Regions from separate parts of the Homo sapiens genome. Here all the other regions are linked to region 1. Evidence: chromatin contacts called from ENCODE Hi-C or POLR2A ChIA-PET data. All regions are on one chromosome and are shown on one strand. Each heading gives the region's core, a stretch centred on a gene start or an enhancer-like site at or near the end of the contact. The rest is flanking DNA. Distances are from core to core; before and after follow the strand shown.

Region 1 (3,508 bases), core at 355-2,854:
TAAGCAGTCAGTCCAAAGTCACTCAGTAAGGAAGTATTAGAGCAGGATTTAAACCCAGATGTCTGACTTCAGAGCCTGTAACTTCATTAGATCATGTACCATTTTTCAACAGTACATGTATGTAATTTAAAATTAAATATATATATGGAGAATAGAAGTTCAAATTTTTTTCTGAACACCAGTGAAAACAAAGATTTAGGAGGGGTGGTTGGTAGCGTGGATGTGGAAAGGAGCCTAGCAGTAGACTAGGTAAGAAATAACAGTATCTTGGATTATGGAGGTAGTGATGGAGAGAAGGGGATGGATTTACATGTTTAGTAAGTAAAATTGGACTGCGTGATGGCTTGGATATGGAAGTTAGGGATGAATAAAGTGTCAAGGATGACTCTTTGGTTTCTGACTTGCATAAATGGATTAGAGAGTGAGACACAGGCAGAGGCCATAGGAACAGGTTGGGTCATTCTGCTCAGTTTTTCTTTGGACCACAGTAGAGACCACAGCACACTGCTCTTTCAATACTCTGTTAAATGACAAACTTATTACAGGTTATTTCTGTCATAAACATAAAAGCTTCACTCTGTCAATTATGTTTCCTATCTTGCGTTAAAAATTACATAGTCAAAATTTCATCCATTTTCTTTTAAAAATGTGGAGTTAAGTCTTATAAAATGGGGAAGTGAATGATAGTTGCTGTAACAGGCTAATAGAAGGTTTAGCACCCCTCTTCTGTATACTAACTTTTTAAGTTATATTTATTCATCCCTTAAGATGTGGGACAGGTGGAAAAATTACCTTTCCACTTTGTATTTATGATTTCTAAGTACTAAACTTTTAAAGCCTGTTAATATTATCCCTTCCCAGGTCTTAGAATAATTACACAAAAGTACTGGACTGGTTTAAAAGATATTTGATTCTAGTCTATTTTGTTCATTTGTAGAATTTCTAGTGGTCTAAAAACGATTCTTTTACAAATCAGGAGAAATAGGAATACCTACTATCGGTTTGAATCTCAAACGAACAGCCACAAGAAAAATGGACTTTTTAAAAAAAATTATCTAACAGCATGTTGTCCCAATAAATAATGCTGAAGGAGATTCCTTCTCGTTTCAAATTTGCCAGAAACTTCCCGTTTAACCTCAGCAAAATACAGATCGTTTTGATCTATGGCGTTACCGCACAACCCTGTCAGGTCACATCACTAAACTGCAGATAACAGCGACAAGGCCGAAAACTATGTTAGACGGATCCGCGTCCATACCCCCCATCAGTTAATTTTAACTCTTCATTCGGTACAGGTCACTCTACACATGCTTCCCTGCAAAATGCTTAAGCTAGACACAGTGTACAGATAACTTTCACAGAACCGCAAGGGCTTGATGCTCCCCCAACAGAACGGCTTGAGCTTTCCCCAGCGCAATTCAGAAATGCTGTGGCGGTCGCCAGACTCTTCGGGTAGCTCCCGGCAGCTCCGAGGTAGCGCTCCCCTCCCCAACCATCGCCCTCCGGGATGGGCCGCACCGAAGAGCCCGCTCCTCAGCTAGGGCACGAAGTGCGCCGCCGCGATGGGCAGCTGGAGGAAGGGGCGTGACGCAAGTGGAACTCCCGCGTGACGTCGCGCGGGCTCCCGGGCGGGGCGGGTCCGGCCGCCTCCGAGCCCGGCCGGCAGCCCCCGGCCTTAAAGCGCGGGCTGTCCGGAGGGGTCGGCTTTCCCACCGAGGATTTGGCACTCTGGTGAGGGAAAAGGGCGAAAGAGAAAAGCGAGCAGCCGTCCTTTCACAGCCTCAGAAAGTGCTCGCTTCCCTTCGGGGGCTTTCGCGAATCCCGAGGCAATCTCGGAGGCGGTGAGTAAAAGCAATCTCTTTACCCCACCCGGAGCTCTGGGTCGGAGCGACTGCTTCTGGTCTGGAGCTGCGTGCTTGGCGAAGGGCTCCCGGGGTAGGGGTGGCTCCCGGCTCTGGGGTTGTGTCTGATGAAATAGGCCGGGCCCGGGCTACACTCGGTGGTGGTGGACCGGCGGGAGGACGAGCGCTACCTCAGTACTACTTCTGGGTCTCCCGCGCGGGCTGAGGAAGCGCCTTTCGCCGCCAAGCCCGCCCCGCGCATGCGCCGACTGCGGCTCGCGCGCGCGCTTCGGAGGTTTTTTGGCCAGACCCGCACGCGGAACCGGCGCGGGCACCTGGGGAGAAATGGATGGAGAAGGGACCTGGCTGGAAAGCCTTTGCCCCGCTGCTCTGCTCCGCCCATAAGAGGACCCCTGAAATGTCCCGTGCAGTTTGTTCAAGTCCCCTGTGTGATGAAATGTGCCTCTCGCCTTACCCGTGTGAGAATACCTGTGGTGTGGCAGCGAGTATTTTGGTGAGCACCTGCAGTGTAGTGGTTTATACTAAGGAATACACACAAATTACAGGCCTTTGAGCCCAGAATGCAACTTGGGAGGTAAGACGTGACGTTCTGAGAGATTGAAAAATGTACATTGTCGTCGTGCCTCGAATAACGGTTCATTGCAGAGAGAGATGCTAACAAAAAGTGCCGGGCATGCGGGTAGGTGGAAAGGGTTTTGCGAGCCAGAATTTGCAAGTTGAATGTTTTGTTTTTATGTTTTGTTTTTAAGGCACTGTACATCACTTACTTGAAGATAGATACGTAAAGGATGCTTATTTTACACTCTTTAAACGAATATGTTAATACTTTTTCGGTCATTGAAGTAATTAAACCTTCATTTTAAACTGTTGACTTAATAGAAATCGTTTATGTCTTCTTTTTTTTTCTTTTTGCTGCAGAGAGGTATTTTTTCTTTATTTTATTATTATTTTTTATACTTTAAGTTCTAGGGTACATATGCACGACGTGCAGGTTTGTTACATATGCATACATGTGCCATGTTGGTGTGCTGCACCCATTAACTCGTCATTTACTTTAGGTATATCTCCTAATCCTATCCCTCCCCCCACCCCACGGCAGGCCCCGGTGTGTGACGTTCCCCTTCCTGTGTCCAGGTGTTCTCATTGTTCAGTTCCCACCTATGATTGAGAACATGCGGGCTACAGAGAGGTATTTTACAGTTATTGGTCTCATGACTTGATTTCCATCCCTGACATAGCCATGTCCCAGCTGTGTGACCTTGGACATTTACTGCCTTACGCCTCTTCCCCCAACTCTAAAATGAAATTATAGTAGCTGTCTTACAGAGTTTTTCTGAAGGTTAGGTAGAATATAAATATTCTATAATATATAATTATATATTAAATAATATATAAATACAAATATTAATATTAATATTCTATAGTTTCTGGTATGTGGGAAACAAATGGTGACTTTTATTCACAATTATATATAGGCCCATTTGTTTATCTGTTAGAGTTAAAGATAGAATAAAAACCTCTTTGGTAACAAAACTAATGCAGTGCACCTAATTCTACTTTTAAAAACTTTTTTACAGAAATAAATGTACACAAGAGAAATACTGGAATTATGAACCCCATTGTATACGCACCCACCCAGCTTCAGA
Region 2 (3,508 bases), core at 290-2,789, 1.1 Mb after region 1:
GACACATGAAAAAATGCTCATCATCACCGGCCATCAGAGAAATGCAGATCAAAATCACAATGAGATACCATCTCACATAAGTTAGAATGGTGATCGTTAAAAAGTCAGGAAACAACAGGTGCTGGAGAGGATGTGGAGAAATAGGAACACTTTTACACTGTTGGTGGGACGGTAAACTAGTTCAACCATTGTGGAAGACAGTGTGGCGACTCCTCAGGGATCTAGAACTAGAAATACCATTTGACCTAGCCATCTCATTACTGGGTATATACCCAGAGGATTATAAATCATGCTGCTATAAAGACACATGCACATGTATGTTTATTGCGGCACTATTCACAATAGCAAAGACTTGGAACCAACCCAAATATCCATCAATGATAGACTGGATAAAGAAAATGTGGCACATATACACCATGGAATACTATGCAGCCATAAAAAAGGATGAGTTCATGTCCTTTGTAGGGACATGGATGAAGCTGGAAACCATCATTCTGAGCAAACTATTGTAAGGACAGAAAACTAAACACGCATGTTCTCACTTATAGGTTAGAATTGAACAATGAGAACACTTGGACACAGGGTGGGGAACATCACACACCGGGGCCTGTCGTGGGGTGGGGGGAGTGGGGAGGGTTGGCATTAAGAGAAATACCTAATGTAAATGACAAGTTAATGGGTGCAGCACACCAACATGGCACATGTATACATACGTAACAAACCTGCACATTGTGCACATGTACGCTAGAACTTAAAGTATAATTAAAAAAAAAAAAGTCTGTTGGTGAAGGTTGAAGATAACGAGGCAGTGGGCTGACTGGTGAAAACTAAATCATCTTTTGTCCTTCAAAGTCTTGGGCCAGGAACAGTGGCTCACACCTGTGCACGGTGGCTCCTAGCACTTTGGGAGGCCGAAGTGGGTGGATTGCTTGAGTCTAGGAGTTTGAGACCAGCCTGGGCAACATGGCAAAACCCATCTCTACTAAAAATACAAAAAATCAGCCAGGCTTGGTGGCGTGTGCCTGTAGTCCCAGCTACTCAGGAGGCTGAGGTGGAAGAATCACCTGAGCTTGGGAGGTCGGGGCTGCAGTAAGGTGAGATAGTGCCACTGCACTGCAGCCTGAGCAATCCAAGTGAGACCTTGTCTCAAAAAAAAAAAAAAAAAAACAAAAAAAAAACCTCTATTATTTGAGACACAAGAAAGGCAAGCCTGAATTGCCATGGGTTAACCAGCCTCCTTCCGGGACAGTTGGACAGACAGGCTTTAATAGATGCTTGCACCAGATACAGTCCCCCTGAAAAATTACAAAATTTATCCAAGATCAATTTCATGTAACTTGATATTCCCATTTTGCAAGCAGCTCTTGCCCTTTCCCAGGGAAGACTTCTGTCCCCGTATGGGGCAGGGTTTCCTCTCGCCCCCTCCATCTCTCAGCTAGTTGTTGCCTGGTCCTCATAAGGTGGGACAGATTGTCTGTTGCCCAGGCTGGAGTGCAGTGGCACAATCTTGGGTCACTACAACCTCCACCTCCTGGTTTCATGCTATTCTCCTGCCTCAGCCTCCTGAGTAGCTGGAACTACAGGCACCTGCCACCAAGCCCGGCTAATTTTTTTGTATTTTTTAGTAGAGACAGGGTTTCACCATGTTGGCCAGGCTGGTTTTGAACTCCTGACCTCAAGTGATCTGCCTGCCTCAGCCTCCAAAAGTGCTGGGATTACAGGCATGAGCCACCGCGCCCGGCCTGCTCTGTGGTTTTTCTGCTGTCTCCACCTCCCTCCACAGACACAGCGATAACGACAGCTGAATGATTCATACTTGACCTTTCAGAGCAGCCAGATGAAAGGCTGTGCAGGGTGTATGGCTCTTAAATAGCGTGTTCTCTGCTTGTTGGGAAGACATGCACTCAGCTGCTGTGTCCTCTCATGGAGCTGCTGGAGCGGCCCCTGTAGGAGCCACAGTGCAGAGCGTCCTGTTCTCGGTGCTGCATTCTCCCCCAGCCTCTGCCTCCTCCTGCTTGGCCTGGCTGTGGCTGGAATTTTTGCTTTACAGAGTGTGGGATGGAGAGTAGGGCAAGTCCCGAGAACCTGTTTCAGTGCCAAGTTGGACGCAGAATGTAGTAAAAGCAACATGGCCTCTCTCGACATGAGCATTAAGTTTGTTTTGACATACATCAGTTTATCATCTTTGACTCAGTCAAAAACGTTGGGTTCTGTTTCCTTGGCTCAAATTAAGGACCTTACAGCTTGTTACCATAGACTTTAACATGTGCCTTCAGACATTGGCACCCATCTTAGGCACAAAATTAAAGACGGATTGAATTCATTGTATTCTTATTCTAGAAGAGTGGGGTTTTCACCGTGGAGGTTTCTGTTGTGTTTTATTGATTTAGTTCCACGTACTCAGGATTGGATGGATTCTTAACGTTTGTTTCCAGTTCTACCATCCATTTCTGTAGCTCCTCACCTGAGGTCAGAATTGTTAGCATTCATGTCTATAATCCTGGTCCCTTCGACGTCACGTTGAGAGATGCCGTTTCTCCGGGAGCAGGTGTTCACTCCTCTGTTGGGCTTGCACCCTTTTGTCCCGGTGTGTCCCCTGCTTCACTCTGCCTCCAAGCCGCTCGCCCATCTGCTCCTTCCTACTGGCATTCCTGCTGCTCTCTCCTGGGGTGTTCCCTTTCCCTTAGTGCAAGCTTCACTTCCTTTAATAAAGCTGAGGTAGCCTGGAAAATACAGGATAAAATGGAGTTAAATTTATCCCTCCAAATTTCCAGTTAAGAATGGGTAGGAGTAAAGTGTTCTTCCGAAATCCTGCAGTAACTATTTTGCACTCTCTAATTTATTTATGTGTTTACTACATGGAAAACTATTTAGTGACAGAAAAAGGAGATAAAAAAGAACAATTCACTCATCATCTCAGCGTTGTTTGTTTTCACTCTTTCTGTATGTGACCCAATAGAGCATTTAAATATGTATGTTAAGTTGCATGCTTATTTTTTCCTTTGTTTATTTTCTTTTCTAATTTTATTGTGGGCATTAGGCGGGATTGGACAATGTTTTATAGTTCTTTGGCGTTCCTCAGGTGGCAAGCACAGTGCCAGGCACATAATAGAAACAGTCAATAGCCAATCGATATTTTTAGGGTTTTACAGATTTGTTTAAAATCTGCAGCCAGTGATTATTTGTTTTCAATTAGATTCCAATTGCCTCTGTGCTCTCAAGAATATATATTCTAGTTTCTATTTTTTTCTGCTTTTCTGTTAAACCTTTGGCTTTTTGGATTGTAACTGAGCATCATCTTTCTTGTTTGTGGACATGCTGGATCAATCCAGACACTTAAAAATCCACTTTGTTAGTATAAAAGAAGCTTCAAGGTTTTCTCCAGGCTTTCTTTTCCTACAGTGCTTCCCTTTAGGAGGGGAAAAAGTCATTGAGCCTCTTAAAGGAAGGATCTCTGTCTTATTTCACTTCGATTCACCCAGAACAGTGCTTGAAATGTGGTGTTTGT
Region 3 (3,508 bases), core at 734-3,233, 1.1 Mb after region 1:
CTCCATGCCAATGGCCTCATGTGGGCCTCAATGAGCAGTACAGTCCCTAAGACCTGCGTTTGAGGGCCCTGCCCATCAAAACACACACACACACACACACACACACACACACACACGCATAAATTTATTTAAAAACATACAAGCACCTCTGTAACTTGGGATCTGGCATTCAGTGCTGCCTCAGTGGGGTGCATAACCCTCAACATCCATTCTCATGATTGATGCCATGCAGGCTCCAGGGAACGCTTCTTCTCATCTTTAGCTCAGTGCCCTAAAAACAAAAGGTTACAGCCTCTCAGTGCCATGAAGGATGGTGACACTGCTGATGTTTGAGACTAACATTATGTTAAATCCAAGAAAACCTAGATTTTCTTTTAAAGGTCAGCTTGTCAAATCCTTCTTCTCAGACAGCATGAATGCAGTGACTCCTGCATTACAACGTACTGTTTCCCAAGGATGTGAATCGTCCATTTTCTTGCTTCTGTCAGTGTTCCAGTTTGTGGTTCCAGATGTACTCAAGAATTAGCATGGCTTTGCAACAGTTACACATGACACTTAAGGAGTGGCAGTAATTCTTATTACTCTAAAATTTCTATTTATAAAAGTTGAAAATCCTGTATGGATTTAGATATTCTTATAAGGGATGGTACAATTTACAAAATAAGTAAAAGCAACTTACATGACAAAATTATTTTGCATTTTTCTGTAATAACTTATTATATTGGTCCCATGATAATGGATGACATAATGTTTAAAATTCAGGAGTTATTTCTAAACCTGAGGATTGCTTTCATTTAAAAAAAATTCTGTTATAAATGTTTCAGCAAAGTTTCTTCAAGTTGAAATTAATAAACTACACTCTAAAAACGACAGCGACTCAAGGAAGGTTGTCCAATTTGGCATTAGAGCATAATCTTGATTGCAACACTACATTAAGGGATTTTGCTAAATTAGAGAAAAATAAATTTGTGGAAAAAACATAAAGATGATTTATGAATTGCTTGTCTCTAGAATATTAGGCATCCAGATATCACCAGCCCATCATCAGAACAGTGAGACTTCTGTGATAATGGTTAAATTCAGTCACTTTTGATGTTTTGCTGACATTTGGTCATATGAACGCCAAAGCTTTGCAAGAATAATTGGCAGTGTGAGAATAGAACACACTTTGGCAGCTGAATTTATAACTTTTAAATATTTGGGCACATGGCATATAGGCCTCCATTTCTCCTCCTGCCCCACTGCGCAAATGTTGGTGGCGGGCTGGAGTGGGTGGTACCGGGATCCGAGGGGCTCTGCCTTGCAGTCCCGCAGCGCGGGGCTCCGGGGAGCTGCGGGGCAGGTGCCAGAGACCCCGCCCCCGCCGCCCACCTCCTCGGGAATTGGCTGCCCTGGTCCTAGGGGGCGGCCCCAGGGTCGGGATGAAGTCTGGGGTCGCGGGCGCGGGCTGCGTGGGGTTTCAGTTACTCGTGGAGTTTCAGTTACTCGTGGACAAAGCGCCGCGCGCTAGCATAGCGGCCCGGGCGGAGTTCCCCTTCCCTTTCCCTTTCCTTCCACATCCGCACGCTCGTTCTCCCTCCGCGCCTTGCCCTCCTCCCGACTCCTGGGTCCGGCCCCTTCGGGGGAGGGTGGGGCGCTCGGGTCTCCGGGTCTCGCGTGCGTGTGTCCGAGCAGTCCTGGGCGGTGGGCGAAGGCGCGGCTTGGGGACCCGGGAGGGGCCGGGGCGCGGGGGCTGCAGGAAGTGGAGGCGGCCGCCGCTCGGGGACCGGCTTGGCGGGGTGAGAGACACCCGGAAACGGATTCCGCTTCGGGGCCCGCGCGAGTTGGGTGCTTCGGAGGGCGCGAGAGGAGCGGGCGGGTGCTGCTGAGTAATCCCCGCGGCGGCGGCCGGACGCCCACCTCCCACGCCGCGCCGCAGCCGGGCCGCGGCTCCTCCCTCCGCGGTCCTTCCCTCCTCTTCCCTCCCGTCTTCTCCCCTCCCCTCCCCTCCCCTCCCGGCTCCGCTTGGCTCCGGGCAGGTAGAGCCGGGCTCCGGGCGCGCGCGGGGCCGCAGCAGCTGCTCCCGATCTCGCCTCGGCCCAGCGCAGGGCCTCGCACGCCCATGGCCGGCTCGGAGCAGCAGCGGCCGCGGCGGCGGGACGACGGAGACTCGGACGCGGCAGCGGCGGCGGCGGCGCCCCTGCAGGACGCGGAGCTGGCCCTGGCCGGCATCAACATGCTGCTCAACAACGGCTTCAGGGAGTCGGACCAGCTTTTCAAACAATACAGGTGACCCACGCGTCCCCGATTCCCCAACCCTGCAGCGCGCACCTCGTGTCCGGCTCACGCGCCTCGACCTGCGGCCCCCGGGAGCCCCCTCCCCCTCCTGTCGGTCACCGATTCCGGTCCTCAGGTCTCCTCCCTGGCAAGATCAGCCAGAGGGAATGCGCCTCTGCCACATCTCCTCGTCCACCCCCTACCCCCGGCTCCGTTGTCCTTTCCCTCCCGGGACCCGCCGCGCGCCCGCCCCGCGCGCCCGCAGTCCCCCTCTCACTTTCTCCCAGCCTCGCCCTCCCACAGACGTGCCCGGTGCCGGTAGGCTCCTCTCTGCAGGGCAGCTGGCTTTGGGACCGGATGAGATTTGAGGCAGCAGCGAGCCTGGGACCCGGGCTTGTCGTGACTCTGGCTCGCGTGCTGCCCCGGCAGCCTTTGTGACACGGAGCCCTCCGGCTGCCTGCTCCTCGCGCCTCGCATGGCTCTGCAACATTGTGCAATTCCAGACGCTTTTATTGTTTGAAAACAGATACGCACAATTGCTTTGCCGTGCAGGAATTTAAAAATTTCAGCTCAACTCTGCCCACTCATCTCTCTGCCTTGTCTTCTGCAAACTCAGTCCTCAAAATGAGTTCCTGATGTCTTTCAAGCAGGCGTTATTTATTAAGAATTTTTCCAACGTAAATAAAGGAAGGAAGAAAATGGAGGGATTTTTAAAAAGTATGAGAATGGTAGGAAAACACGTGTGTTCAGTTAATTTTTTATTTGTCTTTTAAAAAATAAAGCGAAAGAACTGAAACCTGGTAGTTTTCCTGTGGGAGTGGAAGGAACCTTCATTTCTTTGGGGACCTGGAGTGTTTGTTCTCGGGTTGAGGAAGCAAGTTTGTGATTTGCCGTCTGATTGTTGACGAGCCTTAAGGACGTTGATTAGCAGCTTTCCCCAACACGTTTAAGGACCACATGCTTCACGCTATGGAGACCCTGTAGTTTGGTTGGAATGAGAGGACCAATGTACAACTGTGACCGGGAGACAGAGTCTGTAAGAATGAGAATGCCTAAAGTCTCAGACCTCAGAGAATGGTGGTTTCTACCCAGCAGAGCTTCCACCTTCTTAATGGCGAAGCAAGTATCTCACAACTGTGAACTTTTCACTAAAGCCCTTTTACTTTTAAATCGGTGATTTTTTCCCCCCTTTGGTCTGAAAGTAAAAACAACTTCGCTTTACTTAGAACATTTCATTTTTAAAGCATACAGG

What was found. Hi-C counts contacts between places; a loop is a spot of excess contacts on that map. ChIA-PET counts read pairs that join two places held with the same protein, here RNA polymerase II (POLR2A). Pooled maps may share reads with other maps.
Region 2: a map of naive thymus-derived CD4-positive, alpha-beta T cell shows a loop between it and region 1 (7-fold over the local background). The contact joins the enhancer-like site here to the promoter of RBBP8 in region 1. A Hi-C loop is called at or near these places in 1 of 168 maps with a recorded cell type or tissue (naive thymus-derived CD4-positive, alpha-beta T cell). POLR2A ChIA-PET finds 5 or more read pairs at or near these places in 2 of 52 experiments (PC-3 and activated CD4-positive, alpha-beta T cell).
Region 3: a pooled map shows a loop between it and region 1 (6-fold over the local background). The contact joins the promoter of TTC39C here to the promoter of RBBP8 in region 1. A Hi-C loop is called at or near these places in 3 of 37 single-sample maps with no recorded cell type and 9 of 50 pooled maps.

What each region holds. Positions count from the first base shown.
Region 1 is chr18:22,931,724-22,935,231 of GRCh38, forward strand. RBBP8 (RB binding protein 8, endonuclease) reads left to right here and starts at 1,605. Exons shown (of 19, transcript NM_002894.3): 1 at 1,605-1,841. RBBP8-AS1 (RBBP8 antisense RNA 1) reads right to left here and starts at 2,041. Exons shown (of 5, transcript NR_198963.1): 1 at 1,865-2,041. It overlaps MIR4741 (microRNA 4741), which reads left to right and starts at 1,626; the gene lies at 1,626-1,715. RefSeq lists enhancers at 1,335-2,175, 1,859-1,988, 2,349-2,398 and a silencer at 1,649-1,728.
Region 2 is chr18:24,074,537-24,078,044 of GRCh38, forward strand. All of the region lies in intron 4 of TTC39C (tetratricopeptide repeat domain 39C), which reads left to right. Among named protein-coding and RNA genes, the nearest start is that of TTC39C-AS1, 61 kb to the left of the region's middle. RefSeq lists an enhancer at 1,709-2,003. Within about 2 kb of position 1,540, at least 16 of the 41 ENCODE cell types and tissues checked have a DNase peak (open chromatin) inside an H3K27ac peak, as active enhancers do.
Region 3 is chr18:24,012,771-24,016,278 of GRCh38, forward strand. It overlaps TTC39C (tetratricopeptide repeat domain 39C), which reads left to right and starts at 1,984. Exons shown (of 14, transcript NM_001135993.2): 1 at 1,984-2,268. The coding sequence starts at 2,102. TTC39C-AS1 (TTC39C antisense RNA 1) reads right to left here and starts at 2,690. Exons shown (of 6, transcript NR_110796.1): 1 at 2,534-2,690; 2 at 147-271. RefSeq lists silencers at 1,221-2,140, 2,221-2,400.